Linked DNA regions of Homo sapiens: region 2 is linked to region 1. Evidence: read pairs that join two places in POLR2A ChIA-PET (ENCODE). Cell type or tissue: IMR-90. All regions are shown on one strand.

Region 1 (8,000 bases):
GCTTTAAAAGGATATGAAAAGCAAGACAGACCCTAAAAAATGATGGAAGTAGTCTAAAAGCCACAATAATGTATGCTTTGGTGTAAACTATTTAGTGTAAGAATAAATGGTTTTAATTACAAACAAAAATATGTTTTTTGTTTAGGAAGGCAGACAAAAATTTGCAGGCTTTTTGTCTTTTTAGTTTTGGATAGAAAATCTTTCTAAAGATTGCTGCTTAAATGGGTTAACTCAGCTATATCAACTAGAAGTCTTAAAAAAAGTACCTGAAAACTATATACATACCCCAAGTTCATCTAAAAACATGATCATACGATGTTTGTTGCTTTTGATGAATGGATTGACACCTTCCATGTAGGGCTCCTGAAAAATAAAATGCTTCTGTTATATGCACCAGAAACAAACCACTGTTTGATCTATTAGGTTGGTGCAAAAGTAATTACAGTTAACAGCAAAAACTGCAATTACTATTGCACCAAATTAATATAGCAAAACCCATACATGTAGCAATACTTCTTATAAATTAGGTGTAGCAGCAGCAACACATTCACAAGAATTAATTAAATCATATAATGACAGTATTTTCCTTCTAGTATATAAGCAAATGGCTATACTGAGGAGTATGGGTATTTTTAATGAAAGAAAATTCTGGACCCAAGCACAAATCGTAACACATAGCCTGGCAGACACAAATTGTTTATATATAAATTCACTCAAACATGGCCCCAAATCATAGGTTTGAATCCAGCAGAGATTACAGGGAATTAAAATACAATATAATAAAGACTGCAATAGGAAAATATCTTATTTGTAACCTGCCTCAAAGATTCAGATGAATTCAAAACCTAGGCCATACACGTAGTTAACTGCTCATCGTACTAAAATCCTGACTACTTAAAACCATGCTATAAATAGGGAAAATGTTAAGATTAACACACTCTTTTAAAATCAGTAAGAAACTCAATGAGATAAGGACCTCAATAGGCAATTCCAAAGATAAAGACATGAAAGTCTCTCTAACAGTAATAAAATAATGAAACACAAAATATTATGCCTATCCAATTGGCAAAAAAGAAAAAAGTATAGTACCCAATGAGTTCTGGCAAGGCTGTGAGGAGCAATAAAAGTATCTTAAATTGCTGACAGGAAATCTTGTAACACATAGCAAAAGCCTAAAACGTATTTACTTAGTGATTTTACTCCAAAGTTCAGCTAATAATTGAGTAAGTATGAAAGGAAATGTATGCAAGAATATATGTTACAACAATAACAGGGACAAATGGAAGCCATCTAAATATCCATTATTAAGAATAGTGAAAGAGTTATCTATTTCCACATATGGCAAGAAGTCTGTCACGTATTAGGTGACAAAAGCAGGAGGCATGATATGATCCCAACTGAATATCAGTCATTATCCTTAGATAGTACAATTAAGTGTAGGTGTTTAAAAAAATAAAATCTTGAGTTTTAACATTTACAGTGAATGTTTGTGAAATAAATTTTTAAATGACTTTTTGTATTAAAATGTACTCATTGATTATGTTTAAAAGTGGGAGAATTTGAGTACACTGGACCTTGAAAAATTCGTTTTCTATAATGGCTAAATTTGTGTTTTTTAAAGTTCCACTATTAAAATGTAAAATTTAAACAAGCTACTTTAAAAACAAACATACCAACAAAAATAATCTTTCATCGCTAAAAATTTCACTGCTAAAAATTTACTTAAGCCACAATTTATGGTTTTATCATGTCAAACTTGCATTCATAAATTACATTTTAAAGTATCAAAATGTTTTTACCTTAGCTCCAAATTCCACAAGATTTGCTAAGTTCTGCACAGATTTAGCCACTAATATCAGTGTTCTTGCAGCAATAGGAGATGGAGAATCTGTAACAGAATTGGGCACAGCTAATGACACCAAGTCCAACAGCACTTCCAGCTAAACCATTATAAATTTAGCACTTTAATATTTCTTTACTGTTAAACTACTACCCATTCTTCCATTCGGAACTCAGAATGTTTTTGGAAAAATGTTTTTTGAAAAATTTATGATCCATAAAATTCAAAAGAACTTGAATTAAAAGAGAAAAAGTGAATATGCTTATCAGTGCTTCTAGGCTTGCGAAAAGGGTACTACAAAACTCAGCAGTTTCCAACGGTTGATACTATTTCAAAGGACCTCAAAGCTTTACCTTTATCACTAAAAAAGATTGTCACTCCTCACATCTTTTATGACAGTTCACAAAGCTAATTTCAACCTACTCAGGTTAGCAATCTGAGCAATTCCCTGCTCCCAACATTATTTGCAGTCCAAATAATTCGCTTAAAGCTCAAGAAGCAAGATAAAGTCTAGGACCTCTGCTTTATTTTGAGGAGAAAAACATGAAATTTAATAAACTTTTAAAATATTTTAAAGGTAAGTCAGGAAGCACTTCCCTGTGGAACACAGATAGTAGGATGTAAATGAAAAGTATTGGTGTCTATTAAATATAAGCTCTGGAACTTAATTATTTAACAGTAAAATCCCATAAATAATCTACCTGACTGCCTAGTTTTAGATGGTGTTGTCTGAGGCGAACATCCAGATAAATCTCTCCAAAAGAATTTCAAACCCTTAATATTAATAATTTATAGATTTAACCACTTTAGTAGCAATAAAAGATAATTACAGAGATGTGATGGCTATATAGAAGTAAAAATTAAGACATTCCAAAACATTTTTAGTACAATTTTGAGCTTCAGATTATTAAGGTAAAAATGGTTCCAGTTCCTACTGTTTATAATGGTTCATTATTACATTCAAAGTCACAAATATCCCTGTTATCCTTTCTTTGAAAGAAGCTTTTAACACCTGAAAGTCATCTCAAAATGGATATATGGGTAATAAAACTGGATCAGGTTTACTGAAGTTTAAAATGGCCAATTTACACTATATAACTGGTGACTTTAAAAATCTCTAACGGGAGGAACCAGGACTGCTTTCTTCATAAGTACTCACAGAATACTATTCCAACTGTACATATCATTTAATTTGATCTTGAAGATCTAGCTGGCAGCAGTCTAGCAATGGGCTAAGCAAAGCTCTTCCCAACTTGAAAAAGCCAAGCTGCAGACTACAAGAAGTCACTTATTATAAAGGTTTGAGACACAAATAGGGGTAGAAAAAAGGTGGAATGTGTGTAATCATGCCATCTCAGACCAGATATGAGATGGAAGAAAAGAAACAAAAAGAAAAAAGCCCAAGAAGCACAAGCACAAGGAAGGAAGGGTGCTTTGGAATACTTCATATATGCCATGACTAGAATTGGATGATCAAAAAAAAAAAAAAGATTTAAGAGTATTCTTAAATAGTATGAAACTGTTAATTCTAATATTTTGAATTTCAAAATGTATCAAAAGCTGATTACCTGAGATGATATTGAACATCCGTGGATTCAGGATGGCAGGACAGATGAGTCGAAGAAAAACAAAACCACTGAATGGGAGGGAAATTTTTTTTTTTTTTTTTTAGAAAACACCTATATAATGTGTTACATTAAAACAATATATATAAACAGAATTTTTAGTACTCATAGAACCCATAAAATTCACTCTAAACCAATAAAAGAAAGCCCAGACACAGAAAGCTTTAAGAAAACAGTAAGCCAAAGCATCGTATTTTAAGAATATATATATCTGCTTCTTGAATGTATTACTCACTTTTCCCAATTTAGAATGTGGATTAACTTTGGGAAAATGTTGTTTATCTGTAGTATTTACTGTCTTGCTTACTATTTATTATTCCAGGCTAGTGGTCATTTGATACTTAGAGAAAGTAGTATCCTCAGGAATCTTAAGAATTTCTGAAATACCACAGGAGTAGAAATAAACTTTTTATATAAGCATAGTTCTGTACAATTTTAGAACTTCACACACCCTCATTTCTTAATTTATTTAAACAGAACAGCCTAAGTTGGTTGCATTGATTTTGTTGATGATTCACATAAAAATAAGAATCCATTGCACTAGAGAAAAAGTGACTTATTGATCAATGAAAATGTCTATAATAGAACACTGGAAAGGTTTTCTTTTTTCCTTTTTTCTTTGTTTTCTTTGAGATAGGGTTTTGTTCTGTCACCCAGGCTGGAGTGCAGTGGCCCACAATCACAGCTCACTGCAACCTTGAACCCCTGGGATCAAACAATTCTCTTGCCTCAGGCTTAGAGTAGTTAGGACTACAGGTGCACATCACCATACCTGGCAATTTTTTTTTTTTTTTAATTATTTTTGTAGAAAGCAGAGTCTCGCTACGGTGCCCAGGACAATTTCAAATTCCTGGCCTCAAGCAATCCTCCTGTCTTGGTCTAAACATGTTGAGATTACAGGCTTGAGCCACCATGCCCAGCCTGAAAAACTTTTAAGACAAGACATTAGGAATTCTAAAGTTTTAAAAAGTTGTCAAATTATAAAACAATAGCAAAAGCAAAAATTATACTAACAGCTGTCATATATGATTTTATCTGCTAATTTTACTTTGGGACAATGTCAGTGTTAAAAGCTTGCATAGATACTCCTATTCTGCCTCCTTTAGTCACTGGTAGGGAGGATATGTTGTCATGTAGATAATTTCTAATTTCCTTTTAAGAAGAATCCACACTAATAATTAACCTCTTACTTGCCCCATGTAAAGACAAGCATTATTCCTAAAATAATGAATTATGCAATTCCTTCTACAGATTGATAGACATAATCCATGTAAAGACAAGCATTATTCCCAAAATAATGAGTTACGCAATTCCTTCTATAGATTAATAGATACAATCTCTGTTCTCTGTTAGAGTGGATTACCCAATTTCTTAGCATTTACCTTTGAACATGTACCTGTTTGCTAATTTTTGGACTCTTAGAAAGTAAAGATGTTACTTCTCAAACAGCATTTATAGAAATTCTAATATATTGGCTGGGCATGGTGGCTCATGCCTGTAATCCAACACTTTGGGAGGCCGAGGTGGGTGTACCACCTGAGGCCAGGAGTTCAAGACCAGCCTGGCCAACATGGTCTAACCCCATCTCTACTAAAAATACAAAAATAGCCAGGTATGGTGGTGCATGCCTGTAATCCAGCTACTTGGGTGGATGAAGCACAAGAATCTCACTTGAACCTGGGAGGCGGGGGTTGCAGTAAGCCGAAATCACACCACTGCACTCCAGCATGGGCAACAGAGCAAGACCCTGTCTCAAAAAAATAACAATTAAGTCTTTAATTTTGGACTTCCCAAATTTAAAGAATCTTGTAAACTTTACTTGAAAATATTGTGATAATTATACATAGTAGGTCTATGAGCCTGAAACCTAACCTTGGCAAAAATGCCCTAAAACACCCTCTTGCACGAAACAGTTTACAATTTCCTGCTGTGTTTGCTTAACAGTTATACTTGTTTGAAACTTACAAATTTATAGAACAGTTTTAATTTACATCTCACACGTAACTGTGCTGGAATATTATGCTTGTAATTCTTTTCTATTCCTCCCAATCACCACTAATGCCAAGAAAAACAGAATCTGTAGTTCTTAAATATTATGTCATATCATAACCAAGAGAAATATTACCTGCCCCCCAAAAAAAGAAATAGAAGCCCCTTGACAAAATTTAGGTTGGAGGCAGGATTAACACATTTTCAAAACAAACTGTGTAATAATGGTGTTAATGGTTGCCTAATTATTTTACATATAGCATGACATGACAGTGTATATTCTAAATAACAAATTATATTATTAGAAAACTGCTGTATTCCATGACGCTTTCGCATTAAACTTCCATTTGCCTGGAATTAGTTGGGGTATTAGTTGGAGTATGCTTAACAAAAGCAAAAGCCTACAATAAGACTCAAGGATATCAGATTGGGTCTTAGAAAGTTACCTTTAGTTCTGCCTTAGCCACCAGCTTTCTATAAAACCTTAGTTCAACTTAACCTCTCCAGACAGATCTGCTTCTTCATTGGAAAAATAAGTTAGAATAATGATAATGAAGTAACCTTACGTAAGCTCCCAAATTCCATGATTTGCCAAAGCAGTTCTTCCTATAGAATAATGATAATGAAGTCCCTTTATATAAGCTCCCAAATTCCATGATTTGCCAAAGCAGTTCTTCCTAATTATGGTACAATGAGCAGACTGAAACACAGCTTCAGAACTACATGTTCTGGTTCTGATTAGCTCAGAGTCACAGATTGTAACAAACCAATTAATATCTAAATCGGTCAATTACTGCCCTTCTCTCTCACTGCCAATCAATGTGTGTGTATGTATGAAGAATACTATATGAAGTTAGCTACAGATTTTGTTATATAACTTTTAGCCTCATCTTGTAAGGGTTTAAAAATCCCCAATACTTGACTATAAATGAATGTTCATGTTTTTAGAAAATGCAAACGGCAGCTAAATCTCACAGTAACTTTCAGTTTAGGAGCCATCTGGACTTAGAAAATATGCAACAGGGCTTTGACATAAAAGCCAAAGAAAAAAGCATTGAATTGTATATTGTTATTCCTCAATTTTTCACAATTATCCACCTATTAGTATGTGATTTAACAAATCAATTGATGAGCCTTACCTAACAACTCTTGTTCTCATGGTGGTATTTGTAGGCCACTTATGCTGAACAGATTTCTGTAAACACCCATAAATATATCTCAATGTCCTGCCAAAATAACACAATCATCTCAACACAGAAAGCAAGTGAAAACACTGATCTCCTAGCAGCCAAAAGCTTAATTTACCCAAATATACCACAGTTCAATAAAACTGGCCTTTTACCCAAAAAAGTATTTTGCCACAGGTAATGAGGCATTTAGCAAGGGGTAAGGAAAACTTTATCCACTAAGTTTATCATCAATTTATTCAGTCAACTTCCTGACATTTACTTTCAGATATAGAGAACCAACCAGCTGCAAATTCTGGGGAGCAAGATTTAGACTTAAGTTAACTTCTACCTGAACAAGTGAGTTCACTAATACTGGAGGCCGACAAGCATATTAACAGAGTGATTAGTCTATCAAGTATAGACTAAATGGATAGACAAGATATCTTTTACAATCTCAAATCTGAAACTATAAACCTCTATTCACTCCCCAAGCTACTACAGTACAAACCAGACATATTGGCTTGTACGAAAATAATGGGTGGTTTTATTAAGACAGCTATTTTCTTTAAATACAATTCATCTCATAAAGATTAACCATGACTTTTTCAGAGTATAATAATATTAGGACAACAGAAAAGCTTTCACGTTTTAGAAATAGAAATTTCTGAAGACATAGATACACAATTTCTTGTCAAATGAAAATTTCACCACTTACGGTGGAAGTATTTCTGAAGCCATGAATATTTTCTCCACAAGCTCTGAAAGTATGTTCAATAGGTGTGTTAAATTAGTGTTCACATCTTCATTTTTTTCTAACTTTGATGGACTTAACTAAAAGAAGGAATAAATCAATATAAATGCATGTTGGCAATGACAAATGCAAATGAATAGAGGAAAACAAGTAGTTATAGTTTTCGAGGTTGTCTATTTTTCGGTATCTCTGTGTGTATTGATCTTTTTTCTTTGTATAATGGGAGTTTTTAAGTAGTTTTCTCTATGGAACTCCTCCTGGTAGGTCTGTTACCATTTATTCCCAATTAGCCAACTGAAAAGCAAACAGTGCTTAGTCAATTCTATTTATTTGAGGGGAAAAAAAGCTGATTAAAAGCTTTTCTGAATGAGGCTTATTTAATGGCTAATAAAAATATCAAATGCCTTAGGCAGAATCACAAACCTTTCTCAGAACTTTTCCTGTAACCCTTCTGATCTAGTGTCAGCAGAGTACATTTATCTATGGAAGTCGGAATTCCGTAGCCTATCTCTAAAGTCCAGAGACTCCCTACCTACCTGCTGCACTTCTGTGTCATCCTTATGTTAGGCCAACTATGGCATTACCCCACATTTCCAACATTAAATCACTAATTTCTTCCCTTCAAG
Region 2 (8,000 bases), 110 kb after region 1:
TGGCACTCGGGAAGCTGAGGCAGGATAATCACTTGAACTCAGGAGGCGGAGATTGCAGTAAGACGAGATTGCAGTGAGACGAGATTGCAGTGAGACGAGATCACGCCATTGCACTTCAGCCTGGGCAACAAGAGCGAAACTCCGTCTCAAAAAAAAAAAAAAAAGTGTTGGCAAGGATGCAGAGAAATTCTAACCCTTGTGCATTGCTGCTGGGACTATAAAATGGTGTGGTCACTGTGGAAAACAGTATGATGATTCCTTAAAAAATTAAAAACAGAATTACCATATGATTCAGCAATTCCATGCCTGGGTATATACCCAAAATGAAAGCAGGCACTGGAACAGATATTTATATACCATGTGCACACTGGGAACCATAGCCAAAAGATGCAAGCAACCCAAATGTTCAGTGGATAACTGGGTAAACAAAAGGTGATATATACATGCAATGGAACATTATTCAGCCTCAAAAAAAAAAAAAGAAATTAGCCAGGCGTGGTGGCAGGCGCCGGTAGTCCAGCTACTCGGGATGCTGAGGCAGGAGAATGGCATGAACTGGGGAGGTGGACTTTGCAGTCAGCCGAGATCGGACCACCATACTCCAGCCTGGGCGACAGAGTGAGACTCTGTCTCAAAAAAAAAGAAAGAAAGAAAATTCTGACACATGTTACAATATGGGTTGAACCTCTTGAAACTCAACAATTTAAAAAAATCCAATTTGAAAATGGGCCAAAGACACAGACATTTCACCAAAGAAGGTATACAGATGGAAAAAGCACATGAAAAGATTTTTCAAGCTGGGCGAGGTGGCTCACGCTTGTAATCCCAGCATTTTGGGAGGCTGAGGCAGGTGGATCACTTGAGGTCAGGAGTTCAGGACCGGCCTGGCCAACATGGTGAAACCCTGTCTCTACTAAAAATACAAGAATTAGCCAGGCGTGGTGGCAGGTGCCTGTAATTCTAGCTACTTGGGAGGCTGAGGCAGGAAAATCGCTTGAACCTGGAAGGTGGAAGTTGTAATGAGCCATTATTGTGCCACTGCATTCCAGCCTAGGCAACAGAGCAAGACACTGTCAAAAAAAAAAAGAAAGAAAGAAAAAGATTTTCCAACATCATTACTGTGATGGTTAATATTAGGTGTCAGCTTGACTGGACTGAGGGATGCCTTGATGGCTGGTGAAGCATTGTTTCTGGGTGTGTCTGTGAGGGTGTTTACAGAAGAGACTGGCATGTGAGTCAGTGAATGAGGAGAGTAAGACCCACTCTGGGTGGGCACCATCCAATGCAGTCGGCTGCCAGAACAAAGCAGGCAGTAAGAGAAACAGAGCCAGCGTGCTGAGTTCCCCATCCCCTTCTAGTGAGGGATATTTTGCTTTTGCCCTCAGGCATCAAACTCCAGGTTCTTTGGTCTCTGGACTCCAGGACTCAGGCTAGCAGCCTCCCTGGGGGTCTCAGGCCTTTGGCCTCAGACTGTCAGCTTTCCTGGCTTTGAGGCTTTCCAACTTGGATGTGGTACCAGCTTTTTTCATTGGCTAGCTTGCAGATGACCTATTGTGGGATTTTGACTTTGTAATGGCATGAGCCAATTCTCCCTAATAAACTCCCTTTTATATATGCATGTATCTTATTGATTCTCTCTGGAGAACCCTGACTAATATAATTAGACATTAGAAAAATGTTAATCAAAATCACAATGAGATATCAGTAAAAACAGAAAGGCTAAAATAAAAAATGATATCATCAAATGCTGGTTAAGACACAGAGAAACCGGATCTTTCACACATTGCTGGTGAGAATGTAAAAATATATAGCCATTATAGAAAATGCTGGCAATTTCTTATAAAAGTGAACATGCAACTATCATACAATCCAGTAATTGTACTCTCGGGGACTTAACTGACAGAAATGAAAACTTATGTTCACACAAAAACATATATACAAATGTTTATAGCAGCTTTTTTTTATAATACCCAAAACTAGAAATGACCCAAATGTTCCCCAATGGCTGAACGGTTAAACAAACTGTGGCACATCTACACCATGGACTACTATTCAGCAATGAAAAAAGGGCAAAATATTGATACTTCAACTTACACGAACTTGACAAATTATGCTGAGTGACAAATGCCAATCCCAAAAGGTTACATACTATTTGATTCCATTTTGAGGCAGGTTATCATTCTGTCACCCAGGCTGGAGTGCAATGGCACAATCATAACTCACTGCAGCCTCAACCTCATAGGCTCAGGTGATCCTCCCACCTCAGCCTCCTGAATAGCTGGGACTATGGTGTGCAACACCACGAACAGCTAATTTTTGTTTTTTTTGTAGAGACAAGGTTTCGCCATGTTGCCCAGGCTGGTCTTGAACTCCTGGGCTCAAGCGATCCAACTGCCTCAGCCTCACAAAGTGCTGAGATTACAGGAATGAGCCATTGCACCCAGCCCGCATAATCTTCTTTAAATGACCACAGGAAAAAAAAAAAAAAAAAAAAAAAAGAACAAATTAGCAGTTACCAGGGAATAAGGAAAGAGGAAGGAGACACTCTGGTTATAAAACACAGCATGAGAGATTCTAGTGGTGAAGAAACTCTTCTGTATCTCTAGTATGGTAATGATTATACAAATTTACATGTTACAATACTGCATAGAACTAAATACTAAATATATCACACACACATACATGCACACACACAAATGAATATATGTAAAACTGGTGAAATGTGAACAAAATAGGTGGATTACAGCGATGTCAATGTCCTGGTTTTGATACTGCACTATAGTTATGCAAGATGTTACCACTGAGGTAAAATGGATGAACAAGTACATCTCTAACTTATTACTTTTTCTTTTCTTTTTTTTTGAGACAGAGTCTCGCTCTGTCGCCCAGGCTGGAGTGCAGTGGCATGATCTCGGCTCACTGCAAACTCTGCCTCCCAGGTTCACGCCATTCTCCTGTCTCAGCCTCCCGAGTAGCAGGCACCCACCACCACGCCCAGCTAATTTTTTTTTTTTTTTGTATTTTTAGTAGAGACGGGGTTTCACCGTGTTAGCCAGGATGGTCTCGATCTCCTGACCCTGTGATCCACCCACCTCGGCCTCCCAAAGTGCTGGGATTACAGGAGTGAGCCACTGCGCCCGGCCCATCTGTCTTATTTCTTAAAACTGCATATGAATCTACAATTACCTCAAAATAAAAAGATTTAAAAATTAGAGAAATGAATCAACATTTAGATAGAAAAGAATATAGGTGAGATACGGTCTATCGTTACACAAGTGTCTAATATGAACCCAGTTTAGCAAGTTATTCCTACAAAAAACACTTAAAAGAGGTGAGGGAGATCTCTAAGTCTTTCCCTTAGCTTGAGACAGATGTATTAGCGAAATTTTTAAAGTAAAATGTTACAACAATGAACACACATTGAATACAGAAAATTTGCTGGAGTAACAGCTTATCCATAGGATATTCCATGGCTACCATGGTCATGTGTAGGATCTTTCCACACTATAATAATCAGACATGCATTTAAATATGCTTTCCATCTTTCAACAGAGGTACAATCAAAAAAGATAAAGGTCACTGACTAACAAAGAAAGAGGTAAAGTAAGGCAAGATTTTCTCTCCCACAGTGAAAGAAATTAAAAGAATGAGGACCTTATTTCTCAAGCAGCAGACATGCATTTAATCTGTTCCAAAATAATCCAAATCCATTTTTAAAGATGTAGAGTTACCCATGTATTAGTCAGTTTGGGCTGCTATGACGAAATACCAGAGTCTGGGTGGCTTAAACAACAGAAATTATTTTTTCACAGTTCTGCATGCTGGAAATTGAACTATCAAAGTGCTGGCAAGCTTGGTTTCTGGTCAGGCCTCTCTCCTTAGCTGACAAATGAAGGCCTCCTCACCATGTCCTCACATGACCTTTTCTTGATGCACTCATACTCCTGGTACCTCTTCTTATAAAGGTACCCGTCCTATAGGATTCACCAGCCACCCTTATGACCTCATTTAACCTTAATTACCTCTTTTAAAGGCTGTATCTCCAAATTCAGTTACATTGGTGGTTAAGGCTTCAACCTATGACTATGGGGGACAGGGGGGAACTATTAAGTCCAAAATGCCAGTTACTGCCAGCCCTGAAGTACGTTAAGTTTTATCTGGGTGCATATATGTGTGTACATTCTACGTAATGGAAAGGGGCAAGACAAAATAAAAAGCATAGTATTTACATTAAAATTCCAGCTCTATCACTCAGTTTCCTCAACAATGAGGATGATGCCCATTCTCACTATATCATTGTAAGAATTAAATAAGATAATCTATATAAAGTACCTGACATCTAGCAAATGATTAGCAAATACTGAGCCTTTGCTTCTAGTCCTCTCTAAAATTTAAAAAAAAATGAATTATAAATATTACTCAAATCTAAATATATGTGAAACAGTATGAGAATCGGATTCTGTCCCAGTTCTACCACTACCTAGTTATATGAACTTAGCTAGGGTGTAGGGTGGAGTGAAGCAAGTCACTCTACCTAAGGCTACTTCTGTATCTAAGCAGAGAAGCTTCCCTCTGTAACTAAAACTCTATGTTACACATAACAACTTGACTACAATTTGAAACACAAATGTTACAAAAGTTAATCACACTTTCTCACTGTAATAATCCTAAATGAATGATACTGAAATTTCCTTCAAGAGAATTATGGTATGAAATTTCAGTATCATTCTTTCATTTACTTTCATTCTTTCACTCTTTGGCAACTATCCTCTGAATTTGAAAAATTTACCTGCACAACGTATCTGTAGACTACTTTTATCATCTTATTTCCCTACCAGTAATGCCTCATCTTCCAACTAGACTGTAGAATTGTATATTTCTTTTTGTCCCCCATACTGTTCATTATTTTACTCACTAAATCACATAACCACTAAAACACCTAAAATCATCATACCCTAAATCCTGTAGAGATGTGACAAGACATACATAGTTATCAATAAGTTGTATCTAATAACAACAATTTTTAACGCAGCACAAAACTGAAATGTACTGCCAGTGATTTCAAGGTAACACAGAAATACCTGCATATTCAAACAATAAACAACATCCGTATTCAGTATTTTTGGTTTAAAATTAAGGTAATGGTAGCCAAAAAGCAACATCTATTGTGGAGAAATTTGACTCATTTAACAAAAGACAACTTAGCTTGCTGGGCCTGAAGGAAGAACTCATAAGTATTTGTCCTATCTCCCAGCCTGTCCCTCACTACTAGTATTCTATTATCTCGTATTACATGAAAATAAGTAATACACATGGTACTGTTACTTTGATGCCCTGAGGAAAGCTCAACTTGCTGTATTCATGCCATTTTATAGTCCCCTCCCATATTTAATGCACACTGGGTTATGTGACCAGCACTCACCATTGGAACATTAGCAAGGATGAGGAACACAGAAGCTTGATAAATACCGGCACACTAGGGCTTGGAAAGGTCTTTCACGGAACTGCCATAGCTGCCATGCTATGAAGAAGGCCAAGCTGGCTGGGCACAGTGGCTCATGCCTGTAATCGCAGCACTTTGGGAGGCCAAGGTGGCAGATCACGAGGTCAGGAGTTCGAGACCAGCCTGGCCAACATGGTGAAACCCCATCTCCATGAAAAATACAAAAATTAGCTGGACGTGGTGGCACGCACCTGTAATGCCAGCTACTTGGGAGGCTGAGACAGGAGAAATGCTTGAACCCGGAAGGCGGAGGTTGCAGTGAGCCATACCACTGCACTCCAGCCTGGGCGACAGGGCAAGACTCCATCTCAGGGGGGAAAAAAAAAAAGAAGGCCAACCTTCTTCAAGTGGAGAGACGACATGGGTAGGAAGAGAGAGGGAAATGCCCAGCCATCTACCAGCTGCTCCAGCCATCCCAGTTGAGGCACTAGATTTATGAGTTAAGAAGCCACAGTGGACATTATAGCCAACAGATCACATGTGGAGAAGTCACCATAAAGCCATACACAAATTTTAGAATCAAGGGCAAATACACAATTGTTTTAGCCACTATGTTTTGGAGTGCTTTATTATGCAGCAATAGATAACCAAAACAATACAAATAAACCAATTAGAACTGTTCCTGTTTGGCAGTAAGCAACAACAACAAAAAATGTCAGTGGTAACCATTGTTATAGTTAATAATCACTATAAAAAATCTTCTTCCCAAAAGGTACTTTTCTGGGTATTTAAGTGTTCTTAAAGGGACTCTGTTCATTTCACCAATGGCCAGTAAAGAGAGAGAAGTAAAGCAACCAGAAAGTCTACTCTTCGTTTTTCCTTTTCCCTTCCTAATTTATGGCTGTCCTTTTTAGCTTTGCCAGTAATGTTTGCCTGTTTTCCCCAGAGTGGCTAATCAATGATCCATACCGATTCTAGCATTCAACTGTGCTCTGTACCTCAGTCACTACAGACATCACCGTCAACTTCCCTCCAGACCACAGGTAACTAAAAGTTCTGTAGACCAGACTCTTCACTAAGGGTGAAAAGTTTAAACTCATCTAATTCATAATTATGTTTTCCTGATAGAATCATTAAGCGAAGAGCATCAGAACCAATAACCTCTTGCTCAGAAAATAAATTAAGTAGCAGGAAAAACATACCTGCTATTTTTCCTCAAAGAATTTACTGATCCTAATTACACAAATTTCTTTTTCTTTTAACCCTCATGACCTTTGCTCATACTTCACTCGTGATATTTATCTTAACCTAGCCTGAATCACAGTAATTGGTTTACTTAATTTCCTACTAGATCTAATACTCCCTTTTCTCCCATTGAGAAAAGGGGCATTTTACTCTTGCAACCCTTGAAGCACCTACTATATTTCTCTGCTACTTATACAAATACAGTAAAAAATATGAGTTCTGGTCATCAATCATTGTCCGTAACTAATCTTAGCAAGTCTCACCCCCATTTTTATTAAGAAACAATGGCTCACCCATATGTATAATGCAATCAGTGACAAAGTTAATGAATGCTACATGTTCTAACATTAACCTTCACCAATTATTTGACTTAATAAGAATGATTTTATTTTTGTAGAGACAGTAAAATGATTTTTTTAAAAAAGAAAGGTACTATTTACATTCCTTATTTTCTTTTCCTTAAAGTTTCAGACTTGAGAAGTCTGAATATTAGGTTCAGCATAAGATCCAGGCCAGATGCCAGGCAAATACTGCAATAGCAAAGGCAAAGCAGACCTGGTGGAGACTGCAAATGGAGACCTCAGTACCCACCTAAAAGGGTCAACCGCTACTCAGCTCTGGCAATCTAGTCTCAAGCAGGAATGGCCACCAGGTATAGCCAAGTCCTGTGGGTTTTCTAGAGATGCTAGAAGTTGAGACTTCTTAAATATGAAATCTTCCTATTGGCCGCGAGGTGGCTCACGCCTGTAATCCCAGCACTTTGGGAGGCCAAGGCAGGCGGATCACCTGAGGTTAGGAGTTCGAGACCAGCCTGGCCAACAGAGTGAAACCCCGTCTCTACTAAAAATACAAAAATTAGCCAGGCATGGTGGTGTGTACCTGTAACCCCGGCTACTGGGGAGGCAGAGGCAGGAGAATCACCTGAATCCGGGAGGCGGAGGTTGCAGTGAGCCAAGATCACACTACTGCACACCACCCTGGGTAACAGAGCAAGACTCCATCTCAAAAAAAAAAAAAAAGAAAAAGAAAAAGAAAAGAAATCTCTATTCTTAAATGGTGACAATTATCAAATATTCCAAATACTCTAAGGGCAAGCAGTATATATCTGTGGGTTGGATTCTCACCAATGGCCACTTGCTACTGCAGACTCACAGTTAAAAATCTCTACATATAACTGATGGTGCACTACACAAACAATATACCTTTACCACCACTGCCCCTCACCCTGCAGAAGAAAAAAAATGAGAACCATGAAAAGAAACTCCAAAAAATTATGGAGTACTAGTGACAAACTTCTTTAATTTAACCTTTT

Evidence for each region. ChIA-PET counts read pairs that join two places held together with the same protein. Peaks named below come from ENCODE experiments on the same cell type or tissue, not always from the same donor. Only the 100,000 strongest peaks of a DNase experiment are listed, where the experiment ranks them.
Region 2: POLR2A ChIA-PET joins it to region 1 with 12 read pairs; 14 of 35 experiments call an interaction of 5 or more read pairs at or near these places.

What each region holds. Positions count from the first base shown.
Region 1 is chr5:87,379,189-87,387,188 of GRCh38, reverse strand. RASA1 (RAS p21 protein activator 1) reads right to left here. Exons shown (of 25, transcript NM_002890.3): 19 at 7,339-7,454; 20 at 6,594-6,680; 21 at 3,409-3,476; 22 at 1,800-1,888; 23 at 286-363. It also overlaps a transcript of CCNH not described here. Among named protein-coding and RNA genes, the nearest start is that of CCNH, 30 kb to the left of the region's middle. In IMR-90, no CTCF peak of the experiment used is centred here; a DNase peak (open chromatin) is centred at 3,768; H3K27ac peaks cover 356 bases.
Region 2 is chr5:87,273,408-87,281,407 of GRCh38, reverse strand. The region is part of intron 1 of RASA1 (RAS p21 protein activator 1); the gene reads right to left. Among named protein-coding and RNA genes, the nearest start is that of RASA1, 9.5 kb to the right of the region's middle. In IMR-90, no CTCF peak of the experiment used is centred here; no DNase peak of the experiment used is centred here.